2 separate regions of the Homo sapiens genome follow, and region 1 is linked to region 2. Evidence: chromatin loops called from intact Hi-C (ENCODE). Cell type or tissue: lower leg skin. All regions are shown on one strand. Each heading gives the region's core, and the rest is flanking DNA. Links, peaks and the distances in the headings are about the cores only.

Region 1 (15,892 bases), core at 2,863-10,862, 73 kb before region 2:
TACAGAGTGGTTCCCCAAATATACCAATAAGGCCCAGATACTTACACAGCCATTTTTAGAGGGGAGTGGGGAGAGGGGGAATGTAGGTAACTCTTTTGAAGGGCAATAAATAATGACTATGGTGAATTAATGGATAAATGGTTCTATTTGGAAGATGAATGCGCCTGAAGGATAGATATTTTGTTGTGATAGGGTCTGTTCAGGTGTGGTTACACCCGTCAGTCTTCTTTCCTAAAGTAGAGAGAAGGGAAGAACAACTGTTCTTACTGGTGGGTTGGTTTGGTCTTTAGGTGGATAGGGAAAAGTTTCTTCTGTTGATCTTTAAAGGCCTTTAATTCAAAATACTAGTTATACCAGGTGGCCATATTTTGGGGTGAAATATTTTGGTTTTCTTTAAACCTAACATAGATAGAGGGAAATTTTTTCCCTCCCATACATGTAGCATGAGCATGTGGTGGGACAGGGGTTGTAGATGGAGTGAATATAGAAATTGGGAGGTCAATTAGACAGTTATGGAAAGGGATTTAAGTTATATTTTTACTGACAATAAATATATATGGGAGAGGTAAGCAGGCTCTGTTTGTCATAAGAAATATATCCAGATAGTTGCAGACAATAAGAGTGTGGGGAGGTAGGTGCTCCTAACTTCCCAGACCTCAAAGGCACTCTCTTGTGACAGTAAAATACTAACCCTACATGAAAGTAGGCCCTAAAATCTTTGAAGCATTTGTGGATAGAAACTGAAGAATTCAAGGATAATGCAAATTAAAAATAAGAGGCTTAATTCTCCCTGCCAAAAGTAAGTGACTTCTCTTCCTCTTTCAGAATTTCTTTCTCTGTCCTTTTCAAATGCATGTAAATGTTTACACTGGTTAAATAACCAAAACAGCATGGTACTGGTACCAAAATAGATATATAGACCAATGGAATGGAACAGAGGTCTCAGACCTAACACCACACATCTACAACCATCTGATCTTCAGCAAACCTGACAAAAACATGAAATGGGGAAACGATTCCCTATTTAATAAATGGTGCTGGGAAAACTGGCTAGCCATATGTAGAAAGCTGAAACTGGATCCCTTCCTTACACCTTATACAAAAATTAACTCAAGATGGATTAAAGACTTAAATGGAAGACCTAAAAACCATAAAAACTCTAGAAGAAAACCTAGGCAATACCATTCAGGACATAGGCATGGGCAAAGACTTCATGACTAAAACACCAAAAGCAATGTCAACAAAAGCCAAAATAGACAAATGGGATCTAATTAAACTAAAGAGCTTCTGCACAGCAAAAGAAATTATCATCAGAGCAAACAGGCAACCTACAGAATGGGAGAAAAATTTTGCAATCTACCCATCTGACAAAGGCTAATATCCAGAATCTACAAAGAACTTAAATTTACAAGAAAAAAAAACCCATCAAAAAGTGGGCAAAGGATATGAACAGACACGTCTCAAAAGAAGACATTTATGTAGCCAACAGACACATGAAAAAATGCTCATCATCACTGGCCATCAGAGAAATGCAAATCAAAACCACAATGAGATACCATCTCATGCCAGTTAGAATGGCGATCATTAAAAAGTCAGGAAACAACAGATGCTGGTGAGGATGTGAAGAAATGGAAAGGCTTTTACACTGTTGGTGGGAGTGTAAATTAGTTCAACCATTGTGGAAGACAGTATGACAATTCCTCAAGGATCTAGAACTAGAAATACCATTTGACCAAGCCATCCCATTACTGGGTATATACCCAAAGGATTATAAATCATGCTACTATAAAGACACATGTACACATATGTTTATTGTGGCACTGTTCACGATAGCAAAGATTTAGAACCAACCAAAATGTCCATCAATGATAGACTGGATTAAGAAAATGTGGCACATATACACCATGGAATACTATGCAGCCATAAAAAATGATGAGTTCATGTCCTTTGTAGGGACATGGATGAAGCTGGAAACCATCATTCTCGGCAACCTATCACAAGGACAGAAAACCAAACACCGCATGTTCTCACTTGTAGGTGGGAATTGAACAATGAGAACACATGGACACAGGGCAGGGAGCATCACACACTGGGACCTGTCAGGGGTTGGAGGGCTGGGGGACAGATAGCATTAGGAGAAATACCTAATGTAAATGACAAGTTGATGGGTGCAGCAAACCAACATGGCACATGTATGCATAGGTAACAAACCTGCATGTTGTGCACATGTATCTTAGAACTTATAGTATAATAATAATAAAAAAATAAGACTATTGCCTGGCTCACAACCCAGGGAAGTCCTGGGAACCACCTTTTTGAATACAAACATCTAGAGAGATAGTTCCTCCGTCTCTCTCAGTTCCTGTGGGAGAGTAAGGACCTAACTTTGGTGGGCTCAGCTTTCTCCAATGTGCTAAACTACCTGCTGTTGTAAAGACAGAAGTTTGTTTCCCTTCAGTTACTTAAGACAGGTTGTCTCGCCAGTTACCAGGATAAAGTTAAGATGAACTAGTAGAAGAAAAGTTGCTGTCAGGCCCTCTTACTTGAGGCCTAGTTATTGTTTATCTTGAAAACATGTATGCATGGGCTGTATCTAATTGGCTGTATGAGGGGGTGGAATTCCTTTCTGACTTTGCAGCTTCTTAGTGGGTTGTCTGTGATGCTCATCATATTCTGGCTTATTGTTGTTCAATAATACCTACTTTCTCTACTACCGTTGTAGAGAAGATTTCTGAGCTGGGAGGAGATTTTGTTTTTAATTATATATCTTCTAAGAAGAAACTGTTTCCGAGGCTCTTTTTAATCTGAATGTTTATTTTCTGAGTTTTGTAGTTCTGACTTTGTGCCGGCTAACAACAAAAGTAACTACAACACAAATTATTCACTATTAGAAACATTCACTCAAACGTCCTTACCAATATAATACTACTATCTAGCCTTCTCCAAGATAAGTGCTTTGGTAGGCTAATCTTTCAATGGGTGTACAAATGAAAATTGATTGCTATTTTAGATTCTGTTGAAGATGCAGTAATTTATAAACTCGGTAAAAGTTATGTGGAACCACTGCTCTGATGAGTCATAAAATCACTAAAGAGTATGGCAGAGCAAGACCTATTAACGATTATGAAGGAGAAATCTATAATAGGGAAAACACTTGTTTGGCTCTCAAAAGTCAGTCCCAATGCTCTTCTCTCTAACCTTCTGCCCACTAATGTGTTTGAAAAAATGAAGTATTAACTTTCCCACCTACATGATCCAGGTCTGAATAAAGGGATGTCAGAGAAATAATGCTAGGGATGGACTAGGGAATAGGGATTCTGGGAAAATCTTCTTCCTTTATTTGAAAGAAGAGATGCACACTGGGTGCTCTTTGACAGCTTCACTTCCCTTCTCCACCTGTCTCCCTACTTCTCCCCATTTTCTGCCTTGAACAAAGTCATGATGCCTGGAGCTGTGGCAGCTACCACATTTTGAAAAGTCAATATTAGATTCATGCTTTGCCCTACAAATTGCCTGTGGTAATGTAACTTCTGTGAAGTAGAAAATAAAACAAATTGTTTTCATTTGTATTAATTTTCAAAAATAAAATCTCAATTTTGGGGATTGCTATTTACTATGAAATTTTTAATAGAATAAATTATTTTCTCCTTGGAACCTTTTTTACTCAGATGAGGACTGTCTACATTTAAAGATTTTCAGGCAATTACTTTTTTAAAGCTTAAAACTTTAAACATTCTTGCCTTTGCCCAGAAGAACTTCCCAAATAGATCTTTTAGTTACATCTAAATGTGAAGAAAATGCCCTTCCTCTGTTTGAGGGGAAAAAGAAAATTGTAAAATAACCCAACTGCATGTTTTACATGAAGAAGCTAAATGTTCTGTTTGGTAAGGTGAAACATCTCTGTGTCTCTGCAGAATTTATTTTATTTTATTTTTCAGATAGAGTCTTACTCTTGCCCAGGCTGGACTGCAGTGGCCTGATCTCAGCTCATTGCAACCTCCACCTCCTGGGTTCAAGTGATTCTCCTGCCCCAGCCTCCTGAGTAACTGGGATTACAGGCATGTGCCACCACAACCGGCTAATTTTTTGTATTTTCAGTAGAGATGAGGTTTCACCATGTTGTCCAGGCTGGTCTTGAGCTCCTGACGTCAAGTGATCCACCCACCTCAGCCTCCCGAAGTGCTGGGATTACAGGCATGAGCCACTGTGCCCAGCCTCTGCAGACACTTTTTAAAAAGAAAATTCTGTCTTTAAAGGTTTGGACAGAATACTCTATGTCATCAGTGGGAATGGGGCTGTGTTTCTGCTGAAGAGAATAGAAAACCCTACCAGCTATATTCCTGGGAAGCACCTGGATGCAGGGCCATTGGGACTTAGGCAATAGGTCTTCTACTGGAGGGAAGGAGAGTTGATTTCCTTTGATGTATGCAACTAGACTCTTCTTTGCTCTGAGGAAGCTGCCCCTGCTATGTGCAGGTGGCCCTATGGCCAGGAAGGGACATAACTTTTCATGGCCTTCGTGTGTTTGAGACTGAGTTGATGGGCTCTGAGGTTAACCACATCCCTAGCTGCAGTTAATTCAAGGCACTTTTTGTATTTCATTTCCCCATTCTAGAACCATTAGCAAAGTCTGCCAAGTTATAATCTTGTCTCAGGAAGGGTGTGTGGGAAATAGTCTGTGTCCAAGGCACCGAGGAGGGGAAGAACAGCAGAGTTAGGAGCTGCAAGAGACAGTGCACCTCAAGGGGGCCAAGGCCCTTGCTGGCTCCAGCAGCTCCTAGGGTGCTCTATAGGAATGGCCAAAACACCTGTGAGGCAGCTGCCTATAGAGGATGGGACTTTTTGCTGACCAGTAGGATAGATGGAGACTCAGAGTCATCATAATTTGAGCTATTAACAGAGAAGTGTGTCTCCATGGGATGCAGAAGTTGGGGATAAATTTGTTACACATGGTTAGTGGAAAAGCTGCTGGAGCCCCAGCCTCCCCCTCTGAAGTATTGGCTTATTTCTACCCTTTTCCTCTTGGGATGCTATGCATTCCATCAGGCTTGGCTAGAATCCCACATCAGGCGGGGTGACAGCTCCTCTTCCTGTGGACGCTGTGACACATATCCCAGGCCCTGCCATGTTTAGCCAGCACAATGGCAGTTTTGGTTTAAGAGAGTCACCCCCAAATAGCCTGGTTCTTAGGGTCAGAGTCACCACACGAGCTGATGTCTCTACATCCCTGCAGCACTCAGGAAAAGGATGAAATGGACAACAGGGACTCTTGTAAGTATTTGAGATAAAATATAGTTATTAGGGTATCTAGAGACATAAAGGAGCAAAGAAAATAAGGACTTACCAGATTGTCCACAGACTGGAGCTGAAAGAGAGTAAAGAGCCAGCCATCAGCGTAGGCGAAGAGTCCCGAACTATTCACCCTGAGAGCCCATACACTCATATGCTACTTCCAACCAAGAGGAAGAGAAACACGTTCCATTCCATCCATCCCAGGGAAGCGGGGAAACACAGTGGCCAGACGCTCAGGCTGTGGACTCAGACAGTCTGGTTTGAATTTTAGCTGTATGACCCAGGGCAAACCACATGAACTTTCAAGTCTCAGTTTTCTCATTTGAAAAATGAGGCTCATGAAAGCGACCTCATAGTAATACTGTAATGAGTTAGATCAGTAAGGTTTCAATTAATGGCTGCTGTCATTAATTTTTTAGTATGGGGCTGCTGCTGATTCCTCTTCTCTTGACTCAGAACACTTATTATCATAGCTAATTTGGAACTCAAAATGAGACAGACAGTAGAGGGTAGTAGTTAAAAGCCTAGTTTCCAAAGTTAGATTATGGGTTCGAATCCTGACTCTGCCACTGTACTAGCTGCATAAACCTCAGGGACAAGACCAACATCTTTGTGCCTTCATTTCCTCATTTGTAAATGGGAGTTATAAAAGTTCCACCTGATCAAATGTTAGAGAATTGGATACATTTATACATGGGGTGCCCTTAGAAAAGTGGGATGTAGCCAGGGCTTAGCACAAATTAACTGACATCCTCACACATTATCCTGTAACTATTTGTGTAATATTTTTCTCATATTGTCGAGTCAGATGTTCTTGCATGTGTACGTTGAGGTTCTATTGAGAATGTCACCTCTTGAGGGCAGAATCTGTGTCCTTCAGGTCTCTGCATCCTCTGTGGTGCCCAGCAGTGTGGCATGCCAAGTATACCCATCCACTCACTCCTTAGTTCCTATCATGTGCCAATCACACTAATAGGTCTTCCCTTAGTTGGGGTCTGGGGATCAGGTGGGAACTAGACAAATACGCTTAATAAATATTTAATGAACAAAAGACTGACTGTTCTTTAATTCCCTAGTTTGAGCAACTAGGAAATCCGTGCCTCATTTGGACAAACACTGACAAGTGGTACAAAAGCAGGAAGAAAAAAATCAAAGGGAAATCATCTTATCTCTTCTCTTCTCATGCTCTTTGCAAACATCAGAACAGGTTTGAACTTAGAATACAGAGAAGGAAATAACTATTCTCAGCAGGTGATCCTTTCTACCTGAGTTCACAATCAGGACTTTATCCTTCACAAATAACTCAGTCCATCTTTTCCTCTGGGTCCTCATGCTCTGTGACGTAGGGACTGAACCTAGCCATAGGTTTCTTTTTGCATAAACAAAATAAGTCCATTTGGGGGTAAAATGATTTTCCATAGGCAATTCATAGCAAAAATAGATGAGAAATACATCTTTGGAAATCAATTATTATCATTTTCCCCTTCTACCAGTAAATCATTATCTTTCCTTTTTGTTCATTTTCTGCTGTTCTAAAATGGGAGTAAAAATCCATGATTGCAGCAGCAGAAAAGAGGGCTTTTGCTCATGGTGAGGCTCAGCTTTGCAGCAAGCAAAGGTCTCCTCCCCATCACTTACCAAAGGCCAGCAAGGACGCCCACAGCAGCATGGAAGCCTGCTCCAGGATTGGAGAAGGAGTTCTGAGGAGACAAGCCAGGTCAGCCCAGATTGCCAAAGCAGCACTTGCCTACACCAGCACCAGCAGTGAGCTCAGTAAGCTTCTTCTCTGCATAAAGCTGATTGAGATAATGAAGTGAAAGGGGGAAGTAGAGGAATCTTTCTGAAAACACCAAACAGCAATGTGGACCAGTGTGAGAGAATCCAGACCACAAAAATCAAAATTTAATAGAATTAAGTACTGCTGTGACATCCTGGGGTGAATCACTTCTCAAGGCTAAAGCTACTCTAGTTTCAGAACTCTCTAGGCTCTGTCTTTCAAGGAAATCACAACCTATTCTCTCTGCTACTAGAGATGAGGTGAGATTGCAGGCCTATTGAAATCCACATAATCTAAGGATGTCCCTGAATATCCCCAGAGATGAAGAATTTCTCATTCAACACAGAAAAGGCCTCCTCTGACCGCTGATACCTCTACTGGAACACCTCCAGCAGGCCGTCTGTAGACCTGATGAAACATCTCAATCACAAGACAACTCTCACCTTGTCTGATATATATGAAAATATCCTGACTCATCAGTCCAGGGGGAAACCACAACTTTTGATCTGAGTAGAAGGCAAGCTGAGGAGTAAATTATAGCCCCATCATGCTCTTCCTAGATAATAGGCCATAACATTTTTACTTAATGTCCTAGAATCCAAAATTTGCTACAGGAATGTCTTGGCAAATATATATTGATTGAAATACATATGCCTGGTATCTGGTGGCAGAGAGAAGAAGTTGTGATTTCCTTGAAAGACAAGAGGCTAGAGAGTTCTGAAAATATGATGGCTTTAGCCTTGAGAAGCGATTCACGTCAGGAAGTCAGAGTGGGTATTTAAATAATTCTATTAAATTTTGATTTTTGCCATTTGGATTCTTTCACACTGGGCAACATGCTGTTTGGTGTTTTGAGAAACACCTAATGCTCTCCCTACCCATAACAAACCTGCACACTCTGCTCATGTATCCCAGAACTTAAAAAAAAAATTAAGAAAAAAATGGAAAAATCCGTAGTGACGTTTTTTGGTACGTATAATATTTTGGTATGTATAACTCTTTAAAACTTTTTTATGCTATTATCTTGTGTATATGTATGTGTATATATATATATATATATATATATATATATATATATATATATAAAATGTTAATGGCAAAAAAAAAGAAACACCATGGTGCTTCAGGTATGGTGCCAGGTGCTGGAAGTACAGTGTTAATCAAGACTTGGAAAGCTTTCATTCTGGTGGAGAAGACAGCAAGTCAACAGGAAATTACATAGAAGTGAATTGTATGTAATTTCTGAGAGTCCACTAAGAGGGAAATCTGACCCAGTTCTGGGGATGCATAAGAGGCTTCCCTGAGGAAGTAACATCCAAGCTGAAAGAATATCATTCTAGGACTGAGAGATGAGCATGCACTAAGATGGAAGGCAGTTATCGTGACCATCACCATCACATCAAGATATCTGTGAATAGATAATAGACATAGGATGGATTAAGAGTGGTCTGTATTTTTCTAATATAATGTTTTTCTATATATCTGTAATAATTTATTTTCTAACTAGGGTTTGTATTGAACATCAACTATATTTTAGACAATGTCCATGGCCTTAGAAGAATAAAAAGGTGAATAAAGTGCATCTCTCTTAAAGACTTTAAAAAAGTCAATGTGGTAAGGGCCAGAGTAGACATAGACACAAGGAACCATAAAGACATAGAGCTGTCAAGGCGGCACATGGGTCCTTTGTCTCCTTGCCGTGTGACCGTGCTGTCATCTTTCAGCTGCCTTCATTTGTCCCAGGAGGAGCAAGGGTATAAAATGGCAGTCAAGAACCTGATCTGCAGAATCCCACACATCTGGATGAAATCTTGACTTCACCTCTTGCTAGTTGGGTGACTCTGGTCAAGTACTTAGCCTCTTTCACACTGGTAAAAAGGAGATAAAAATAATGTCCAGCTGAAGTGGATGTTGTTATTGATGTTTGTATGAATACATTAATGACATAGAACTCTCAGCTTAGTCCCTATGCTGAGAACTATTCTGTAATACTAGAAGTAACAAGTATAATGAACTAAAAAGCACTTTATAATTGACATAATATCCTACCAACATTTTTGTATTCCTTATAACACTGGAAAATAGTATTTAGCATGAGTTTAGAACTCCAATATTTATTGACTGACTAAGGATTGAGGGAAGTTGAAATCATATTGCCTGTTTTCTTGTTTCTACCATAAGTTTTGCTGAATGAATAGATTTCAATTAGCAAAATAAAATTTCACATTTATGATGTTATACAAGATGTCCAAACACAAAAATCATATTTATTTACAACTACTGTGTAAATGTTTAAGTTTACGTCAGTCAAGTACTATTTTTGTTGTGGTATTTAAGTCACTGACAGAAATATTTTAGTTATTGGTGCCAGAAGTGTGGTTAGTACTTTGAAACATCAGCCAGGAAGTACATATACCATGATTTATTAAGCAATTGCTTGACTAACCAGGAACTTTTAGATTTTATATTAACAAAGGACAAAAATAATTGTTTTCAATGAGAATGTAAGAAACTGAAATTTTTAAACTTTTCTAATTTTTTTTTGAAAAACATTTAAACCTTTACAGTTTAAAAAATAAATTTTCATTTTGGGGTAATTCTAGATTTATATAAAATAGTAAGGATAATACAAAGAGTTCCCATATAGGAAGCCCTCACCTGTTTCAATTTCCCCTACCGTTATCATTTCACATCATGGGGGTGCATTTATCAAAACTAAGAAACCAAGATTGCTACATTACTATTAATTACAGGCTTTATCCAGCTTTTTTCAGTTTTTCCATTGATACCTTTTTCCTCTTCTAGTATCCCTTCTAAGATACTACATTACATTTAGTTATCTTTGCTCCGTCTCTACATTACTATTAATTACAGGCTTTATCCAGCTTTTTTCAGTTTTTCCATTGATACCTTTTTCCTCTTCTAGTATCCCTTCTAAGATACTACATTACATTTAGTTATCTTTGCTCCGTCTCTACATTACTATTAATTACAGGCTTTATCCAGCTTGTTTCAGTTTTCCATTGACACCTTTTTCCTCTTCTAGTATCCCCTCTAAGATACTACATTACATTTAGCTATCTTTGCTCACAGACGTCTCTTCTCCATCTGTGAGTTTCTCAGTGTTTCCTTGTTTTTCATGACCTTGACAGTTTTGAGGAGTACTGGCTAGGTAGTTTGCGGCGTCTTTCAATCTGGGTTTGTCTGACGTTTTGGTCATAATTAAACTGGGGTTATGAGTTTTCACAAAGAATACTACAGCGGTAGAGTGTCCTTCTCATCACATTGGGGGTATGGAATCTCAACATGACTTATCACTGGTAATGTAAATTGTGATCACTTGGTTAAGGTAGTGTTTGCCAGGTTTCTTCGATGTAAAATTACTGTTTGTCTTTTTCTATATTCTTTCGTTTGGGAGCAAGTCCAGCCCACAGTCAGGGTGAGAGGTGAGGTAGGGGGATTTGTCTCCTTGTTCTTATTTACTTATTCATGTATTCATCCATTCAATCATTTATTTATATCACTATAGATTTGTATATTTACTTTAAACTTTGGTAACAATATAATGCTTTATATATTTTGTTGCTCAAATTGATCCAGCTTTGGTGATTGGGAGCTCTTTCAGGTCAGCTTCTTCTTTGTGCCTTTGAGAAACTCTCATCATTTTCCTTGTTGGAACATTTCTGTACTGTCTGGCACTACGAGATGCTCCTGGCTCATCTTACATTTTCCTGCCCCAACTCTAGAATCAGCCACTTCTTCAAGGAGCCCCAATTCCTTTCAGTAGAGACTGATATTTAGAAACCAAGATCTGAGTGCTGAGTATGGTCTTTACTACTACGGGAGAATCATACATTTTTAACTATGTGACAGGGAGTCTGTGGTCTTGTCAGTGCTTTATGGGTGGGAAAAATACTGGAAAGATAAATTTGTTGTTCTTGCTATTAAAAGACTCTTCTCCCAAATCAGTGGCTGTATACGTAATGATTTCTATAGCCATTTGTTAGTAATGGAGGAACAGCCGCTTGGAGTAATCAACTTTGAACTTCAAAGAAAAGGCAGTGAAGAAGCTCAATTACATTTATTTGTAGGCTGGTGCCATCTAGAAGCCGCATTTTATTTTCCATGACTACAGATAATAATATTTCTAGCCTTCAGTGGTAAAATATAATCTCCTTTTGTTTTAGAGACGTTTCCGAGATGATTTCTTGTTCTAAGTCGAGACTCTTCTATCTTCATGAACATACAGATCTTTTTGCTCAAAAACTTGTCCAAAGTGAGAACAGAATCGCAGGTTGTTAGTGCCCTCTATTCCAGATTCACAGATCCACAGTTATGTAGTAGAGGGTGTGAAATGGACACCAGATTTGAACTCTAAGGCCTGGCTATGGTTTTGCTTCATCACTTACAAGCTATGTAGCTGAAGGCAAATCCATTTTGTTACTTGGAGACGTTAACAAGAAAACTTTCATTTCCCCAATATTTTTATTTCAAAAAATTTTAAACCTTTCAAAAAAATGGCAAGAATAGTACAATAAATACTTACCTGCTCTTCACTGAGAGTTATCAGTTATTAACATTTAGCTATATTTGGTCAGTTTTTCCTGAGGGTTGGCCAAGGCAGTGCTGCTTGAGGGATGTGTCAGAAGCTTGGATGTGCGGGCTGGCTCGTTCCAATGTATTGTACTATGGGATGGAGCTGCGAGCAGGAATAAAAGTAGGAAGCTGTAAGCTTGAAACAGGAGACCAGAGCCTGCTTTCCTTGTCATACCTTGTTCTAGTATAAAATTCCCATTATCTTAAAATGTTATATTTGAACCCAGACTTCTAGGTCATTATGAAGGTATATTTGTCAAAGTAGGAGAATAAAACACATCTTATTAGCTTATTAGATTAATTTATAACTTTTTTTTTTTTGAGACAGAGTCTAGCTCTGTCGCCCAGGCTGGAGCTCAGTGGCGCAACCTCCGCTCACTGTAAGCTCCGCCTCCCGGGTTCCCGCCATTCTCCTGCCTCAGCCTCCCGAGTAGTGGGGACTACAGGCGCCCGCCACTACGTCCAGCTAATTTTTTATATTTTTAGTAGAGACGGGGTTTCACCTGTGTTAGCCAGGATGATCTCGATCTCCTGACCTCGTGATCCGCCCGCCTCGGCCTCCCAAAGTGCTGGAATTACAGGCCTAAGCCACTGCGCCCGGCTGATTTATAACTTTTAAATCCTCAGATCTATACTAGGAAGACCTCAACTTGCACTGTTGCCGGGGCCTCTGCAAAAGTTAGGGAGGGACAGAACACTTACCTAGAAGGGGAAGGGAGATACTTATTTTCCATTAATTCACTTAATGTAGAAACTGATTTTCTACTACATTCATTTCTATTAGCCAAAACTGAGTTAATTTCTTGAAAAAGAATCACCAAAATAAAAGTTTTAAAATCATAACTTTTAGATTTCAAGATTTCTCAAACCAGGCAATTTATTAGACTGTATATTGAAGAATTTAAAAATTAGGTGTTAAAGTAAAATCATGCATCCACTGGTAAACAACATTAAGCTAAGCATTTTATGGCTTCCAAATTTTATCTGTAACTACTCATTTTTAGCTGGAACTGCACATCACAAAAACATTCAACAGAGAAGTTTGCTTTAGAGAGGTGTATTTAAAAAATTAAACTGGACGATGAGCTCCATTTCATGGGAGTGGAGGAAGTTTACGTTTTACTGATTAACCCTGGTTTGATTACTTTTTGTAGATTGGTGCCCCTGGCACCAGTTTTAATCTGATTCAGCCTATTTCAGGGGGGTGCAAATTCAAAACCTATGAGAGCCAGGTAGGCAATGTAGAATGAAGAAAGTAATGTGTGAGAAAAACTAACTGCCAAAATTTAATAAAATTTGATTATTTTTGCTGAGCTATTGGATATGTATGTAACTTAATACAAACATTTATTGGAGGTTATATTTTAAATCCACATTTGAAAAATACAAATTGGAATGCAGACACAATTAATTTTTAATTTTTCCTTTATTATTTATTATTTCTGAACTGGGGACTAAAAAGTTTACATCTCTTCTTTTGCACCAAGAAATCAGTGGCAAAACTTACATTTCACAGTGTGTGTGCAATACAGGATTCAGTTTTGTATCCTTTAAATGGTTGCAATATTTAGTTTTATTGTTTTATAAAGGCAAATTGCTGTTTGCAAATGTAGGCACTCTGCCCATGGATAGAAACTTTGCACAATAGTTTTATATTTAGGATAGCTTCTTCTGAGATATTTGTAGATTTCTGGCATTCCTACATTGCCATATTGTTTTTCAGTATTGTTTTCCCTACTTCTATAATTATTGCTCTTTGTAACTCTTCAGCCCCGCTATCAATATTAATTGAAAAAAGCCAATTCAACCATGCTGGTTTATTTTTAGATTTTTACTTTCTGAATTCACTTTTCAATTCAGCAATTTAGGATATGTAATTCAATCCTTTTATTTCTGGAAACTGATTTCAGTGAATAGGATTATCATTTTCGGTAACTATTCATAAATGTTTATCTGAGAAAGATTCAAAGTGTTTAAATGGGTTGTATTGTTCAATAAAAAGGCCAAGTATTTGATCTAATCTTTGGTAAGGAGCCAAGACCAATGTTGTTCATTGGGTGAAATGAAGGAGTTTTTTTTTTTCAATTCACCATTCCACAAGCAAGCCACCTAGAATTCATGTATAGCTGATCACCATACTTTGCATCTAATTCATCAAGCAAAGTGCTAACCCGTCTGTGCTTCTAACCTCAGGAATATATCTAACTCATGGTTTTAATTACTGATTTTGAGATATGCTCTGTTTTTAACTCATTAGTGCAGAGTGATTCTGGTGGATAATATAATAAGATTTAAGTTATCTGTCATTACAAAACATTACCATCTTGAATTTAAATTTCATAACAAGTTCAATGTTAGCACCAATCACAATAGGGTCACCTCTCTATCCTGTTTACTAATTTGTCCAGACTACATTCAACTCTTCAGGACCCATGGTAGATTATAAAAATGGCCACAAATTCTTCCCTTCCCTGAATCCACGTATTTGCAATGTGACTTTGTAGCTATTTACATGGAGAGGTGGAATTTGTTTCTCTAGCTCTTGAATATGTTTTGGCTTGTATCTTTGTGACATGATAAGCAATATGTCTTGGTCTCTGTCAATGGTAATCAACTTTGATGAGTAAAATCAATATCACTTGTTGTCATCATTCTTGTCTTGAGAACATTAGCAGGGCTGAAGTGGTGAGGAGACTCCTCCAATCCTCAATCCCTGGTCCCTTACCCACATGTCTTCTCCCCCTTGAGTCTAGTCCTGAAACATCAACCCAAAGGAAATAATTATCATTGCAGTACACTGGCTACAGCTGGGCAACTAGATGCTATCTAGGGCTGAGTGGACCACTATGACAGCAAGAAAAATAAAACATGATATTTTGACTGAGACATAAATGAGAATGGGAGATAAACTGAGAAGAAAGAGGGTTGAGAGAGAGGATCTCAGAAAATCAGTAGTCAAGAAAAATAAAGGTCCTCTATGAATAATGGGATAATGTAATTTGTGTAGGGCTTTTCAGCATGGACATTTAGGTGGAGGAGAAACAGGAAGAGGGCAGAGGGTGGTGGAGGGAATACCTTAGCTGGAGGAGCAGACTGGCAACTGGACACTCACAACCACAATTCTCCACCTTGCTTGGCTTTAAAATTAATGATATCAGTAGGTTAAAAGTAAGAGGAGAAAAAAAAAGATATGCCATGCAAACACTCATTCAAAGAAAGCTGAAACTGATCAAAGTGATGTCACCAAGATGGCAGAATAGAAGATATTCTGCGCATAGATAGGAGTTTGTAAAAGCCCAGTGGAGCTAAAGATCTAAGAAGGTAATTTTGAGAGTGCAGACAGATATCCAGGTGGCTGATCTGCCTTGCCAGTATTGCTTCTGGGTTCAAGTCCAGAAATAATCTAGTGCCCTAAGGGGGTTAATTACTTCTCTGTTTGGCTTTGAGTTTGCAAGCAAAACTACCTGTCAAGGGTCTGAGAAGAAATTGTGCACACCAGTGCCTTGGCAGAAAGGTTCATCTGTTTGCTGACACCAGTCTTGGCAGTGAACCTGAAAGTTGCCTGGTTGCCCTGCTGCAGGCTTCTTCAGCTGAGGTCCCACATCAGAACTGCTTATATAAGGACCCAGAGGAAGATTCACCCATACCTCATAGCCTGGGAGTTTAACCCTTACCAATGGGCTCCTTAGCCTCTGTCCTGTACTGGATCCCAGGGGGACCCAGTCTCAGCTCTGGTTCCTCTTGCTACAGATGGTGAACTATCTCATCTGTTCTCAGACCTGCTAAAATAGGCATATCTGACTGGATGAATGAGATGGGCTCTCCAGGCTCTGTACTACAGAGGATCCTGAGGGGTCTCAGTCTCAGCTCTGGCACCTCCTATTGCAATTGGGGAACTATCTCAGCTGTGCAGGAACTTGCTGGGAGAGGGATGCCAATCAAGGCCAACAGGGCAGACTTTTGGCCCAAGGTCCCTGGCCAGTGTTTTCATGCAGCCCAGTACTTTCCTTGGGTCTTCTCCAGATCCACCTGGGCTGGAAAGCTGTATCGGAGTCCTCATGAGACTCACAGAAAGCCTCAGATTAGAAAATCTTCTTAGTGCTGAGACAGCTGCAGTGGTCACACAGTCAGGGAACACAACCGTCAGAAAGCTTAGAATGCCTAGAAGGAACTCTGAAAAAGGACAGGCACACAAAAAGCCAGACTGTGAGTAATAAAACAAATACT
Region 2 (16,862 bases), core at 6,020-14,019:
ATTTTTAGTTTTTTGAGGAATCTCCATACTATTCTCCATTGTGACTTTCCTAATTTATATTCCCACCAAAAGTGTATGAGGGTTCCCCTTTCTCCACATCATCGCCAGCACCTGTTATTTCCTGTCTTTTTGATAAAAGCAATTTTATCTGGAGTAAGATAATACCTCACTGTAATTTTGATTTGCATTCTCCTGATGATTAGTGATGTTGAGCATATTTTTCATATATTTGTTGGCCATTGTATGTCTTCTTTTGAGAAATGTCTATTCAGGTCTTTTGTGCATTTTTTAATTAAATTATTTGCTGGGTTTTTTTTCTACTGAGTTTTTTGAGCTCCTTATAAACTCTGGTTTATTAATCCCTTGTCAGGTTGGTAGTTTGCAAATATTTTCTCCTATTCTATAGGTTGTGTCTTCCTTCGCTTGCTGATTGTTTCCTTTGCTGTGCAGAAGCTTCTTAGCTTGATGGAATAACATTTGTCTATTTCTTGCTTTGATTGATTGTGCTTGTGAGGTTTTACACAGAAAATTTTTGCCTAGACCAATGTCCTGGAGCATTTTCCCAATGCTTTCTTCTAGTAGTTTCACAGTTTCAGGTCTTAGATTTAAACCTTTAATCTATTTTTGTTTGTGGATGGTAAGAGATTTAGATCTAAGGTTCATTCTTTTGACTATAGTTAACCAAATTTCCCAGCACCATTTATTAAAGAGGTGGTCCTTCTTAGCACATTTGTTGAAGATGAATTTGCTATAAATGTGTGGATTCATAAATGAATTTTCTGTTCTACTCCATTGGTCTGTGTGTCTATTCTTGTGCCAGTACCATGCTGATTTGGTTACTATAGCTTTGTCATAAATTTTAAAGTTATACAGTGTGATGCCTCCAGATTTGTTCTTTTTTCTCAGAATTGCTTCAGCTAATTAGGGTCTTTTATGGTTCCACATAAATTGTAAGACTTTTAAAAATTTCTGTGAAGAATGTCATTGGTATTTTGATAGGGATTGCATTGAATCTATAAATTGTTTGGGGGTAGTATTGTCATTCTGATAGTATCAATTCTTCCAACTGATAATGAGTTTTTTTTTCATTTTTGTGTCCTTTTCAATTTTATTCATCAGTATTTCCAGTCAAGGGCTTATAGATATAACTCCCATCTCCCTGGGGCAGAGCACCTGGGGGAAGGGGCGGCTGTGGGCACAGCTTTGGCAGACTTGTTCTTGCCTGCTGGCTCTGAAGAGAGCAGTGGATCTCCCAGCACAGTGCCTCCTCAGATGGCAGTCTGACCCCTGTGCCTCCTGACTGGGAGAAAGCTCCCAGCAGGGGTCAACAGACACCTCCTACAGGAGAGCTCCAGCTTTCATCTGGTGGGTGCTCCTCTGGAACAAAGCTTCCAGAGGAAGAAACAGGCAGCAATCGTTGCTCTTCTGCAGCCTCTGCTGGTGATACCCAGGCAAACAGGGTCTGGAGTGGACCTCCAGCAAACTCCAACAGACCTGCAACAGAGGGGTCTGACTGTTAGAAGGAAAACTAACAAATAAAAAGGAATAGCATCAACATCAACAGAAAGAACTTCCACACCGAAACCCCATCCTAAGGTCACCAACACCGGAGATAGAGATCAAAGATAGATCAATCCATGAAGACGAGGAAAAACCAGAGCAAAAAGCTGAAAATTCAAAAAAGTAGAATGCCTCTTCTCCTCCAAAGGATCATAACTCCTCACCACCAAGGGAACAAAACTAGATGGCAAATGAGTTTGACGAATTGACAGAGGTAGGCTTCAGAAGATGGGTAATAACAAACTCCTCCGAGCTAAAGGAGCATGTTCTAACCCAATGAAAGGAAGCTAAGAACCCTGGAAAAAAGGTTAGGGGAATTGCTAACTCAAATAACCAGTTTAGAGAAGAACATAAATGACCTGATGGAGCTGAAAAACACAGCACGAGAACTTCATGATGCATACACAAGTATCAATAGCTGAATCGATCCAGCCGAAGAAAGAAATTCAATCAGAGATTGAAGATCAACTTAATGAAATAAAGCATGAAGACAAGATTAGAGAAAAAAGAATGAAAAGGAACAAATGAAGCCTCCAAGTAATATGGGACTATATGAAAACACCAAACCTACATTTGATTGGTGTAACTGAAAGTGACAGGGAGAATGGAACCAAGTTTGAAAACACTCTTATCCAGGGGAACTTCCCCAATCTAGCAAGACAGGCCAACATTCAAATTCAGGAAATACAGAGAACACCAGTAAGATACTCCTCGAGAAGAGCAACCCCAAGACACATAATTGTCAGATTCACCAAGGTTGAAATGAAGGAAAAAATGTTAAGCGCAGCCAGAGAGAAAGATTGGGTTACCCACAAAGGGAAGCCCATCAGACTAACAGTAGATCTGTCTGCAGAAACCCTACAAGATAGAAGAGAGTGGGGGCCAATATTCAACATTCTTAAAGAAAAGAATTTTCAACCCAGAATTTCATATCCAGTCAAACTAAGCTTCATAAATGAAGGAGAAATAAAATCCTTTACAGACAAGCAAATGCTGAGAGATTTTGTCACCCCCAGGCCTGCCTTATAAGAGCTCCTGAAGGAAGCACTAAGTACAGAAAGGAAAAACCGGTACCAGCCACAGCAAAAACATATCAAATTGTAAAGACCATTGACACTATGAAGAAAGTGCAAAATAATGGGCAAAATAACCAGCTAGCATCATAATGACAGGATCAAATTCACACATAACAATATTAACCTTAAATGTAAATAGGTCAAATGCCCCAGTTAAAAGACACAGACTGGCAAATTGGATAGTCAAGGCCCATTGGTGTGCTGTATTCAAGAGACCCATCTCACATGCAAAGACCACACATAGGCTCAAAATAAAGGGATGGAGGAAAATTTACCAAGCAAATGGAAAACAACAAAAAACAACAACAACAACAACAAAAAAAAACAAGGGTTGCAATCCTAGTCTCTGACAAAACAGACTTTAAATCAACAAAGATCAAAAAAGACAGAGAAGGGCATTACATAGTGGTAAAGGGGTCAATGCAACAAGAAGAGCTAACTATCCTAAATATATATGCACCCAATACAGGAGCACACAGATTCATAAAACAAGTTCTTAGAGAACTATAAAGAGACTTAGATTCCTACACAATAATGGTGGGAGACTTTAACACCCCACTGTCAATATTAGACAGACCAACGAGACAGAAAGTTAACAAAGATATTCAGGACTTGAACTCAGCTCTGGACCAAGGGGACCTAATAGACATCTACAGAACACTCCACTCCAAACTGACAGAATATACATTCTTCTCAGCACCACATCACACTTATTCCAAAATTGACCACATAATTGGAAGTAAAACACTCCTCACCAAATGCAAAAGAATGGAAATCATAGCAAACAGTCTCTCAGACCACAGTGCAATCAAATTAGAACTCAGGATTAAGAAACTCACTCAAAACCACACAACTATATGGAAACCGAACCACCTGCTCCTTAATGACAGTTGGGTAAATAATGAAATTAATGCAGAAATAAATAAGTTCTTTGAAAACAATGAGAACAATGACACAACATACCAGAATCTCTGGCACTAAAAGTCCACAGGAGAAAGTGGGAAAGATCTAAAATCAACACCCTAACATCATAATTAAAAGAACTAGAGAAGCAAGAGCAAACAGATTCAAAAGCTAGCAGAAGACAAGAAGTAACTCAGATCAGAGCAGAACTGAAGGAGCTAGAAACATGAAAAACCCTTAAAAAAATCAATGAATCCAGGATCTGGCTTTTTTAAAAGATTAACAAAATAGATAGACTGCTAGCCAGACTAATAAAGAAGAAAAGAGAGAACAATCAAATAGACACAATAAAAAATGATAAAGGGGATATCACCACTGATCCCACAGATATGCAAACTACCGTCAGAGAAAACTATAAACACCTCTATGCAAATAAACTAGAAAATCTAGAAGAAATGGATAAACTCCTGGACACATACACCCTCCCAAGACTAAACCAGGAAGAAGCCAAATCCCTGAATAGACCAACAACAAGTTCTGAAATTGAGGCAGTAATTAATAGCCTACCAACCAAAAAAAGCTCAGGACAAGACGGATTCACAGCCGAATTCTACCAGAAGTCAAAGGGGAGCTGGTTTCCTTCTGAAATTATTCCAAACAATAGAAAAAGAGGGACTCCTCCCTAACTCATTTTATGAGGCCAGCATCAACCTGATACAAAAACCTGGCAGAGACACGACAAAAAAGAAAATTTCAGGCCAATATTCCTGATGAACATCGACGCAAAAAACCTCAATAAAATATTTTTTAGTTTTCTTTGTATAGATCTTTTACTTATTTGGCTAAATTGATTTTTATATGTTTTATATTCTTTGTACCTATTGTAAATTTGATTTCTTTCTTGATTTCTTTTTTAGATTGTTTGCTGTTGGCATATAGCAATGCTACTTTTCTAATATTTCTGTGTTGGTTTTATATCCTGTAACTTTACTGAATTCATTTATCGGCTATAACAGTTTTCTTTCTTTCTTTTCTTTCTTTCTCTTTCTTTCTTTCTTTCTTTCTTTCTTTCTTTCTTTCTTTCTTTCTTTCTTTCTTTCTTTCTTTCCTTCTTTCTTTCTTTCCTTCCTTTTCTTTTCCCCTTCCTTCCTTCCTTCCTTTCTTCCTTTCTTTTTTTTTCCTTTTTTTCTCTTGACTAATTACTCCGACAGGACTTCTGGTACATGTTAAATAAAAGTGGTAAAAGTGGGCATTCTTGTCTTGTTCTAGATCTTAGACAAAAGGCTTTTAATTTTTCCCAGTTCAGTACAGTGTTAGTTGCTGGTTTGTCACATGTGGCCTTTATTAGTTTGAGATATATTCTTCTATATTTTGTTTTATAAGAGCTTTTATAAAAAAGTAATGTTGAATTTTTTCAAATCCTTTTTCTGCATCTATTGAGATAATCTTATGGTTTTTGTTCTTGACTCTATTAATTTGATATCACATTTATTGATTTTTGTATGTTGAACCATCCTTGCATCTCTAGGACAAATCCAATTTAATGATGGTGAATTATCTTTCTAATGTGTTGCTGAATTCTGTTTGTTATTATTTTGTGGAGAATTTTCACATCTATTTTCATCAGAGATATTGGCCTGTAGTTTTCTTTTTTGCTGTGTTCTTGTCTGGTTTTGGCATTGGGGTAATACTGGCCTTGTAGAATGAGTTTGAAAGTATTCTGTCCTCTTTAATTTTTTTGAAGAGTTTGAATAAAATTGATATTAGTTTTTCTTTAAGTATTTGGTAGAATTCAGCAATGAAGCCATCGGGTCCTGAGCTTTTCTTCGATGGGAGACTATTATGACTTCAATCTCATTACTCATTATTGGCTTATTTGATTTTCTATTTTTTCATGGTTCTGTATTGGTAGGTTGTACGTGTCCAGAAATTCGTCTGTTTTTTTATAGGTTTTCCAATTTGTTGATATGTGGTTGTACATAATAGTCTCTAACAATACTTGGTATTTTTTGGTCTCAATTGTTATGTCTCCTTTTTAATTTCTGATTTTACTCTTTTGGGTATTTTCTCTTTTTTTTAGTCTAGGTAAAGGTTTATCTTTTTTTGTTTATCTTTTCAGAAAGGTGTCCAGGCATGGTGGTTCATGCCTGTAATCCCAACACTTTGAGACGCTGAGGTGGAAGGATCACTAGAGCCCAGGAGTTTGAGACCAGCCTGGGCAACATATTGAGACCCCATCTCTAAAAGAAAAATAATAATAGTCAAGTGTGGTGGCTCATACCTCTGGTCCCAGCTACTTGGGAGGCCAAGGTGAGAGGCTCTCGAGCCCAGCAGATATAGGCGACAGTGAGCTGTGACTGGACCACTGCACTTTGTTGCCTGGTCATCAAAGCAAGACCTTGTTTCAGAAAGAAAACAAAAAGCAAAAAAAAAAAAAAAAAAAAAAAAAAAACCCAAAAAGATAACTTTTGATTTTGTTAATCTTCTGTATTTTTTTAGTATCAATTTCATTTATTTCTCCTTTGATCTTTATTGTTTCTTTTCTTCACTAATTTTGTGTTTGGTTTGTTCTTGCTTTTCTCGTATCTTTACATGCATTGTTAGTTTTTTATTTGAAGTCTCAAGTTTTTTGATGTAAGTATTTCTTTATATAAACTTCCTTCTTAATATAGCTTTTGCTGTATTCCATGGACTTTCGTATGTTGCATTTCCACTTTAATTTATTTCAAGAAATTTTAAAATTTTCTTCTTAATTTCTTCACTGGTCATTGAAGAGCTTATTGTTTAATTTCCATGTGTTTGTGAAGTTTTCAAGATTTCTCTTGTTATTGATTTCTAGTTTTATTCCATTGTGGTCATAAAATATGTTTGATATAATTTCTGCTTTTTTGAATTTGTTAAAACTTATTTTCTGGGCCGGGCACGGTGGCTCACGCCTGTAATCCCAGCACTTTGGGAGGCCAAGGCGGGTGGATCACGAGGTCAGGAGATCGAGACCATCCTAGCTAACACGGTGAAACCCCGTCTCTACTAAAAATACAAAAAATTAGCCGGGCGAGGTGGCGGGCGCCTGTAGTCCCAGCTACTCGGGAGGCTGAGGCAGGAGAATGGCGTGAACCCCAGGGGGCGGAGCCTGCAGTGAGCCGAGATCGCGCCACTGCACTCCAGCCTGGGCGACAGCGAGACTCCATCTCAAAAAAAAAAAAAAAAACAAAAAAACTTATTTTCTGGCCTAAGAAATGGTCTATTCTGGAGGATGTTCCAGGAACTGATGAAAAGAATTTGTATTCTGTAGCAGGTGGTGAAATGTTCTGTAAATGTCAGTTGGGCCTATTATTATGTCTAGTGTGTAGTTTTACTCTGATGTTTCTTTGTTGATTTTCTGTTTGGATAATCTGTTCACTACTGAAATTGGAGTGTTAATGTCCTCTACTGCTAATATATTGAAGTCTATTTCTCCCTTTAGATCTATTGTTGTCTGCTTTATGTACTCGGGAGCTCCAGTGTTGGGTGCCTAGATGTTTATAATTTTTATATCCTCTTGTGGAATTGACCATTTTTTCATTATATAGTGACCACCCTTTTCTCTTTTTACAGTATTTAAGTTAAAGTCTACTATATCTCATATAAGTGTAACTACTCCTGCCTTTTTTTTGTTTTAATTTGCATGGAATATCTTTTTACGTCTTCTCACTTTCAATCTATAGGTGAAATGAGTTTCTTGAAGGTCACATATAAAAGTGAAAGTCACTTCCTTTTTAATCCACTCAGCAACTCTATGTTTTATAATTGGAGAATTACATTTAATTCTCCAATTACATTTAATGTACATCTCGCTTATATTTAATGTTATTATTGATAGGTAAGGACTTATTACTGCCATGTTGTTACTTGTTTTCTAACTCCTCCCTTCCTTCTTTTCTTTTATACAGTATTCCTTTGTGCTTAAATGATTTTCCATGGCAGCATGTTTTCATTCATTGCTTTTTATTTTTAATATATCTATTACAGGTTTTTGCTTTATGGTTACCATGGGGCTTGCAAAAAACATCCCACAGTTACAGCAAATATTTAAGACTGATATCAACTTAACTTTGATCACCAAAAAGATAAAAGAAAGAAACAAAAAAATCTATACACATTAACTCCCTTCTTGCCCCCACATTTTGGTTTTTTGATGTACATCTTACATTTTTTATATTGCATATCTCTTATATGATTGTTAAAGTTATTATTCTTAACGGTTTTGTCTTTTAGTCTCTTACTAAGTATACACGTTGTTCAAATACAACAATTGTATTAGCATAGCAATCACATTAGCATCCTTTTCTTTTGGTTTAAAGAACTCTCTGAAGCATTTTTTTTTGTAGACAGTTCTGATACTGATAACTTTCCTCAGTTTTTGTTTGTTTGAGAAAGTGTTGCTCTTTCATTTCTTTTCTTTTATATTGCTTTTTTTTTTTTTGCGGTAGTGTCTCACTCTGTTGTCCAGGCTGGAGTGCAGTGGTGCGATCTTGGCTCACTGCAACCTCTGCCTCCCTAGTTCAAGCAATTCTCCTGACTCAGCCTCCTGAGTAGCTGGGACTACAGGCGCATGCCACCGTGCCTGGCTAATTTTTGTATTTTTATTAGAGACAGGGTTTCCCCATATTGGCCAGGCTGGTCTCGAACTCCTGACCTTGTGATCCGCCCACCTTGGCCTCCCAAAGTGCTGGGATTACAGCTGTGAGCCACCATGCTTGGCCTTCTCTTTCATTTCTTATTGATAACTTTGCTGGGTACAGGATTCTTGGTTGGCAACTTTTTTCTCTCAGCACTTTGACTATAAGGTCCCACTTTATCCTGTCCTGTATGATTTTTGCTGAGGAAGTTCCCTGCCAGACATGTTGCTTCTCCCTCATATGCTATTTGCTTCTTTTCTTTTACTGCTTTCAGGATTCTCTCTTTGTCTTTGACCTTTGAGAATTTGATTATAATATGTCTTGGGGTATTCTTATTTGAGTTGAATCTGGTTTGTGATCTTTGAACATCCTGTACCTGATATTTATATCTTTCTCCAAGTTTGGAAAGTTTTCTGTTATTATTTATTTCAATAAACTTTCTGCCTCTTTGTTTTCTCAGTTCCCTCCTTCACTCCAATAACCTGAATATTTGCTTTTTTGATTTGGTCTCAAAGCTCCTTTAAGTTTTGGTCATTGTTTTTTTCTTTTTTCTCTTCTATTTTCAAATAGTCTGTTTTCAAGCTCACTAATTCTTTCTTCTGTTTGACTAATTCTGCTGTTGATGCTCCCTATAGCATTTTTTATTTAATTTGTTGTAGTTTTCAGCTCTATAATTTCTGTTTGATTTTTTAAAATTATTTCAATTACTCTGTTAAATTTCTCTGATGAGTTACTGAGTCAATTCTCTGTTTTCCGGAAGTTTTTGGAGCTTTATTAAATTAGCTATTTTGAATTGTTTCTTTGAGAGATCACACATCTCCATCACTTTAGGTCAGTCTCTGGCACCTTATTTTATCTATTTGGTGAGGTCATACTTCCCAGAATGTTTTTTATCTTTATGGAAGTGTGATGATATCTGCACATTGATATACTGGGTATTCATTTTAGTCTTTGCAGTCTGGCTTTGTTTGTGCCTGTCCTTCAAAGGACCTTTCAGGGAGTCCACGCTGATGGGCTATTGTTATAAAATAGCTTTATCTTTCCTGGGGCCTCCAGGAGGAAAAAGTTTGGAGCAAATTTGAAGCACATATAGATTCCACTTGAATTCCTTAATCCTTCTAAAGGCCACACCCACATTTCTGGATTGTATTTTCCACCTTTCAATCTGGAAACAAGACATATGGGGCCCTATTATAAAATTAAAATATATATATATTTTCCTTTTTAAGAAGAAGTAAATTTTTCCTCAGTGAATTAGTTTGCTAGTTGAATTCATTTGCCTAATATTAAAAACTTCAAAGTAGATTGCATTTTTATATGCATTATACTTTCTGTTGTCTAAGCTATTGATACCAAATAGAAAAGCCATAAAATTTGAAATACACTTCATACTTCAATATTTGAATTATTTTTAAGGTTTTCAAAGCATTCTAGTGTTGTTTACATAAAGTCATGAACAATGGCTGATGTAAAATGAGTGATGTTGATAAATTGTATCAGTTGATGTTTATTGGTCATCAGTGAACTTATTAGCTTCTTAAGATTCATTTTTCTCAAAGCTAAAAAAAATTTAGTGTGATATCAAGTGATACAGGCTAACAATTTCAGTTATTCCTTTCTACCTCAGAGGAAATTATAAATAAAAGTAATTCTGTCCATTTTCCCAAAACTTAAGCACAGAGGGGGATTTTGTTTTATTTATCTTTTCAATGCTAGTTACTCAATGTACGTCAGTCAATTGAAGAATAGATGAGGAGTCTTTTGAGCAATGGGAAGAATGTCTTTTTTTGAGCCTATTGGTTGATGTTTTGCATCTATACATCTCCTGCCAGCTTAGTGCTGATGCTTCAGTAGCTTTCAAATAGTGAGTGCTGAAGTTAAGGAATAAAACTGAGATGCTACAGGTGGGGGGAAATGATTGATCCTGTGACAGAGGAGATATTTCAGAGACCACAACTTTTGTGCAGATCTACCTGTATGTACGTATGTATGTATGTATGTATGCATGTATCTATCTATCTATCTATCTATCTATCTATCTATCTATCTATCTTCATCATCATCATCATCATCTATCTTCTTTATCATTAATCATCTATCACCTACATATCTATGTGTTTATTTAATCAGACTACTTAGAAGCTCACTCTCCATTAAATAGAATTATTTTTTAAAAACTTGTTGGTTGTGATGTATATTTAATGAAGAAATAGTATATATGTTGATAAACAGAGACACAAATTACTGCAGAGACACCAATATTTCTACTAACATTGACATCTCAGGAAAGCAAACCTCTAAAAACAGACTTGATAAAGTTTCTGTACTTTGAGCAATTTTAAACACAGTGAATAAGAATTTGTTTTGCAAGTAACATTAAAATCCTGACAGAAGGGAAAAGTCATTTTGATGCAAATTGCATACAAAATGATCACTGAGGGAAGAAATAAAGGATCAATGAACAATGCAAAACCAAGACAATGAAAGAAGAGAACCTGCATTGTGTTTATTGGGAAGGGTTAGAGGTTCATAATAGAACAATCTTGAATATCATTTACACATGCTTAAGCCAGTTGTTTAGTAAACTGCATAACGTTCTCCTTCCATAAAATCGTTTGGTCCTTTTGAATTCTAGTATCATCCTTGTAACTAGAAGGCAATGTAGTGTGACAACGTAGAGCACAGATTTCAGAGTTGGTCAAATATGGGTTTGGATTTTGCTTTACTTTGCATATGATAAACTATTGGTTGAACTATTTAAACTACCTGAGCCTCAGTCTCATCTTTAAATAGGTATTATAATACTGAACTCTTGGAATCTTTTGTGAGTCTATGAGTCATGGACTATATTCACAGCACTTATGTATATAAAAACTCAATATAGTACATGACTCATAGTGTGTGCTCAACTTTGGTAGATTTGGGGCTTGGCTTTATCCATTCAGAGAAAAATGACCAGATTGTGTGGAGTAAAATTCATGATAGACTAATTTATAGAAAGAACTATTCTTTTTCTTTTCTTTTCTTTTCTTTTTTTTTTGATGGAGTTTTGCTCTTGCTGCCCAGGCTGGAATGCAGTGGCAAGATCTTGACTCATTACAACCTCTGCCTCCTGGGTTCAAGCAGTTCTCCTGCCTCAGCCTCCAGAGTAGCTGGGATTACAGGCTCCCACCACCACGCCCGGCTAATTTTTGTATTATTATAGAGACGGGGTTTCACTGTATTGGCCAGGCTGGTCTTGAACTCCTGACCTCAGGTGATCTGCCCAACTCTGCCTCCCAAAGTTCGGGGATTACAGACGTGAGCCACTGTGCCCAGCCAAAAGAACTATCCTTTTCAAGTATAATTGAGAATTTTTTCCCAATGAACAGAGGAGTTGTGTTGGCAACTCTGGACACCCTCTTCTCAGTCAAGCGTCTTGGAAAAAATAGAAAGTCTTGGGAATATTGCTTGAATAACAGAATGGCTCTGTTTATATGTTTATTTCCCTTTGAAATCTTATTTTTTAATTTCTAATATCAATTTCAGCTATATTAAATATATGAGATGAAGACATTTTGTTATCATTAATTATCTCAGGTAAGAACCAGGATATATTTTGTTCTTTAAATTTTTTTTAGCTTCATATTTTTTCTAACTTTTATTTCAGGTTCAGGGGTACATGCACAGGTCTGCTATATAGGTAAATTGCATGTCTTAGGGATTTGGAATACAGATTATTTTGTCACTTAGGTGATAAGCATAGTACCCAACAGGTTCTTTTTCAATCCTCAGCCTCCTCCCAACCTCCAACCTCAAGTGGGCCCTGGTGTCTGTTTTTCCCTTCTTTGTGTCCATATGTACTCAAAATTTAGCCCCCACTTATAAGTGAGAACAGGTGGTATTTGGTTTTCTCTTCCTGTGTTTGTTTACCCAGGATAATGACCTCCAGCTCCATCCATGTTGCTACAAACGACATGATCTCATTCTTTTTTATGGGTGCATAGTATTCCATTATTATATGTACCACATTTTTATTTTTATCCAGTCTACTGTTGATGGGCATTTAGGTTGATTCCATGTCTTTGTTATTGTGTATAGTGCTGCAGTGAACATACATGTGCATGTGTCTTTCTGGTGGAATGATTTATATTCCTTTGGGTATATACCCAGTAATGGGACTGCTTGTTCAAATGGTAATTCTGTTCTAAGTTATTTGAGAAATTACCAAACTGCTTTCCACAATGGCTGAACTAATTTACATTTCCACCAGCAGTGTATAAGCATTTTCTTTTTTCCACAACCTCACCAGCATCTGTTATTTTTTGATTTTTTATTAATAGCCATTCTGCCTAGGGTGAGGTGGTATCTCATGGTGGTTTTGATTTGCATTTCTTTAATGATTAGTGATGTCTAACACTTTTATATGTTCATTGGCCATGTGTAGGTCTTCTTTTTAAAATAACTGAGATATTTTTCTATCTTAGTTCAGGGTTTCCTTTATTTCTTATTTTTGGATGTTATTATTTATTGTTTATTTTCTGTATATGAACTTCTAGAAATGTAATCATCTTTATTATTGTCATAAATGTTATCTCCTTTTTAAAAGCAATTGAATTTCCTACAACTTACAACTGGCATGTATGGATATAATTAATTTTTATTAGTTTATCAACACTTTTCAACACTTTAACCTTTTTGTTTGACTTTTTTGGACTTTCTAGTTATATAATTATATAGTGATAACAGTCTACATATTATGGATGTACCATAATTTATTTAACCAATTTTCCGCTGATATAATTTATACAGAACCAACTTTTTCTTTATTATCAACAATCTTGGGTAGAATTAAAGGGCTAAAGGGATGCACATTTAAGAATATTGTTGCTGATTGCCAAAAAAGACTTAGTAATTACTCTTCCACCTGCAGAGTGAGTAACTGTCTGTTTCCCAAAACTTTTGTCAACATAGCACTATAAGAAATCAAAGTTTGAATAGATAATAATAAATACTGTTCATTATCAACCAGAAATAACCACTTTCAACAGTTTGATGAGTATCTAAATTTATATTTATAGCCACATCTATATATTTATTCAAATCCCTTTTAATTTTTTTTACAAGAATGGATCAATTTATAGAAACTATTCCAGAACACACCTGTAATAAATTATGTGATGCAAAGCCATTGATATAGTTTTGCTCTCAAACTCAAGTCTCATCTTGAATTGTAATCCCCATAATTCCCATGTGTCAAGGGAGGGACCTGTTGGGAGGTGATTGGATTATGCGGGCAGTTTCTCCCATGCTGTTCTCGTGATAGTGAGTGAGTTCTCACAAGATTTGATGGTTTTGTAAGGCAGTCTTCCCAGCTCTTGCTAACTCGCTGTTTCCTGCTGCCGTGTGAAGGTCTTTGCTTTTCTTACATCTTCTTCCATGACTGTAAGTTTCCTGAGGCCTTCCCAGCCATGTGGAGCTGTGAATCAAGTAAACCTCTTTTTTAAATAAATTACCCAGTCTTGGGTATGTCTTCATAGCAGTGTGAAAATGGACTAATGTATTAAGTTGGTACTGGGAGTGGGGCACTGCTATAAAAATACCCAAAAATGTGGAAGCAACTTTGGAATTGGGTAATGGGCAGAGATTGGAACAGTTTGGAGGACTCAGAAGGAGACAAGAAGATGTGGGAAAGTTTGGAATTTTCTAGAGACTTGTTGAATGATTTTGACAAAAATGCTGTTAGTGATGTGGACAATGAAGTCCAGGCTGAGGTGGTCTTAGATGCAGATGAGGAACTTATTGGGTATTGGAGTAAAAGTCACTCTTTCTCTGCTTTAGCAAAATGGCTAGTGGCATTTTGCCCCTGCCCTACAGATCTTGGGAACTTTAAACTTGAGAGAGATGATTTAGGGTATGTGCTGGAAGAAATTTCTAAGCAGAAAACTGTTCAAGAGGTGATAGAGCATAAAAGTTTGGAGAATTTGCCTTCTGACCATGTGACAAACAAGACAAACTTATTTTCTGGGGAGAAATTCAAGTCAGAGGCAGAAATTTGCACAAGTAATGAGGATCCAAATGTTAATTGCCAAGACAAAGGGGAAAATGTCTCCAGGGCTGTCAGAGGTCTTCAGAGAAGCCCCTCTCATCACAGTCTGGTAGGCCTATGAGGAAAAGATGGTTTCACAGGACAGGCCCGGGGCCTTGCTGATTTGTGCAGTCTCAGAAGTTGGTGTCCTGCATCCCAGCTATGGCTAAAGGGGCCAACATACAGCTAAGAGCATTGCTTCAAAGGGTGCAAGCCCCAACCCTTAGTGGCTTCCATGTGGTCTTGGGCCTGCAGGTGCACAGAAGTTAAGAATTGAGGTTTGGGAACCTCTCCCTAGATGTCAGAGGATGTATGGAAACTCCTGGATGTCCAGGCAGAAGTCTGCTGCAGGGATGAAGTACCCATGGAGAAGCTCTGCTAGTGCAGTGCAGAAGGGAAATGTGGGGTTGGAGCCCCCACACAGAATCCCTACTGGGGTACTGCCTAGTGGGGCTGTGAGAAGAAGCCCAGCATCCTCTAGACCCCAGAATGGTAGGTCCACTCACAGCTTGCATCGTGCACCTGGAAAAGCTGCAGACACTCAATGACAGTCATGAAAGCAGCTGGGATGGGGGCTGTACCCTGCAAAGCCACAAAGGCAGAGCTGCCCAAGGCCATGCAAGCCCACTCTTTGCATCAGTGTGCCCTGGATGTGAGACGTGGAGTCAAAGGAGATTATGTTGGAGCTTTAAGATGTAATGACTGCCCCACTGAATTTTGGACCTGCATGGGGCCTGTAGCCTCTTTGTTTTGGCCAATTTCTCCCATTTAAAATGGAAGCATTTATCCAATGCCTGTATCCCCATTGTATCTTGGAAGTAACTGACTTGCTTTTAATTTCACAGGCTCCTAGTTGGAAGGGACTTGCCTTGTCTCAGATGAGACTTTGGACTTGGCTTTTTGTATTAAGGCTGGAATGAGTTAAGACTTTAAGGGACTGTTGGGAAGTCATGATTGTATTTTGAAATGTGAAAACATGGGATTTGGAAGAGGTCGAGGCAGAATGATATGGTTTCACTCTGTGTCCCCACCCAAATCTGATCTTGATAAAATTAAAATAATCTTTTTAATATACGTTAGTGACAAAACCTAAGCTTCTCATGTGGCTTTCTATTTGGTAAACCATGAGTGAGAATAGGCTCTGATGTAAAGATATACTAAAAGGGTAAGTGTGAGAAAGACAGTGGAAACTGGTACTTTTTCCAATGGTCTTTTATTTTCAAAGGCTCCACTAAAATTACTTTTTTTAGATTTCTGGGCTATGGGTTTTTAGTTGTGAATTCAAAGATAAAAGTCAAGTAGAGCACTGCATGAGAATAATTCATTTTACAGGGCAATCAATCAGAATTTGCACATTTGTTATATCCGAGATGTACAGTTAGGACTCACCCCTTCTTCCACTCACATACTCTGATTTGCACAGGGCTAAGTGTTACAAAGACATGGAAAATCTTGAACTTTGTTCTTTCTTGGGTTCAGAATCTAGAAAATGGATAAACAATGATAAGAGATGACAGGTCCCTTAGAGAAAGTTCACTATAAGGCACAAAGGGGCTTGGCAAGGTAATTCCAAATCAGCAGCAGGGTTAGAAAGGAGGAGAGCCTCCATATACAGCCTGGTGGTTGGTACCCAAAACCGGTTTACATATTTTCACCATAGAGAAAAAAACAGCAGAATGTATCACATAGAAGACAGAGACATTTGCCTCCTCCCTCTTCAAGGGACCTTAAAATTTTAATGCCAATATGAACATGAACTGGCAGAGATCAGCATCTCAGTACGGGCAGGACATCATGCCCTGCACTCAAAGGCCAGGATAAGGGTAACAGAGGCCAGTGGGAGCAGTGTGGATTGATCATCACATTTTTTGAGGCCAGCAGCTGTGGCTTAGCTGGCTTTGCTGGTCGTAATGGAGGACAAAAGTGCCTTCTGGTGAAACTCAGCTTCCATAGTGATGGAACCTAAGGGTAGCAGAGTTTATGGTGACCCTGTAGTGTATCTCCAGAAATGGTGATTGTTTGAATGCATGTAAGACATTCCCTAGGGACTCCAAGAAATATTGATTAGAGGAAGATGTGGTGCTTTGAAAGGGACTTGGTGTTCCTACATGAACCAAGTGAAGGCCTAGAATTGGCAACATTCAGAGATTAATGTTAATATAATCTCAGTTGTCCCTAGGACTTGAGGTGTTCAGAGATATTTGGAAACATCAGGATTTCAGAATGGAGGTGAAGTCACTGAAAATTGTTGGTACATTTTCATTTTTGTCATATTAAAAATTCAACACACTGTGGAAAGAGTTTTTGATGGTGATAGCTAGGAAAACATTAAGCCAGATATTTTACACAAGTAAATACTAAACAGCAATAAAAACAAATGAACTATAGCAACACGCAACAATATGGATGAATCTTAGAAATACAACATGAAGAGAAAGTACTAAAAAAAATTATCTACAACAATATGGTCTTTAACTTATAGTTAAAACTAATATAAAAACATATTTAAGGAAAACATGTAGATACATTAATATGATAGAAATAGGAGAGCATGGGAATAATGAACATGAGATTTAGAATGGTTTTTTATCAGAT

Evidence for each region. Peaks named below come from ENCODE experiments on the same cell type or tissue, not always from the same donor. Only the 100,000 strongest peaks of a DNase experiment are listed, where the experiment ranks them.
Region 1: a loop joins it to region 2, with 15 times the contacts of the local background. A loop is called at or near these places in 3 of 110 quality-filtered maps.

The regions. Positions count from the first base shown.
Region 1 is chr1:157,590,984-157,606,875 of GRCh38, forward strand. FCRL4 (Fc receptor like 4) reads right to left here and starts at 7,102. Exons shown (of 12, transcript NM_031282.3): 1 at 6,931-7,102; 2 at 5,345-5,365. The coding sequence starts at 6,961. In lower leg skin, for the core only: no CTCF peak of the experiment used is centred there; no DNase peak of the experiment used is centred there.
Region 2 is chr1:157,661,020-157,677,881 of GRCh38, forward strand. FCRL3 (Fc receptor like 3) reads right to left here. Exons shown (of 15, transcript NM_052939.4): 15 at 15,462-16,862. Among named protein-coding and RNA genes, the nearest start is that of FCRL3-AS1, 26 kb to the right of the region's middle. In lower leg skin, for the core only: no CTCF peak of the experiment used is centred there; no DNase peak of the experiment used is centred there.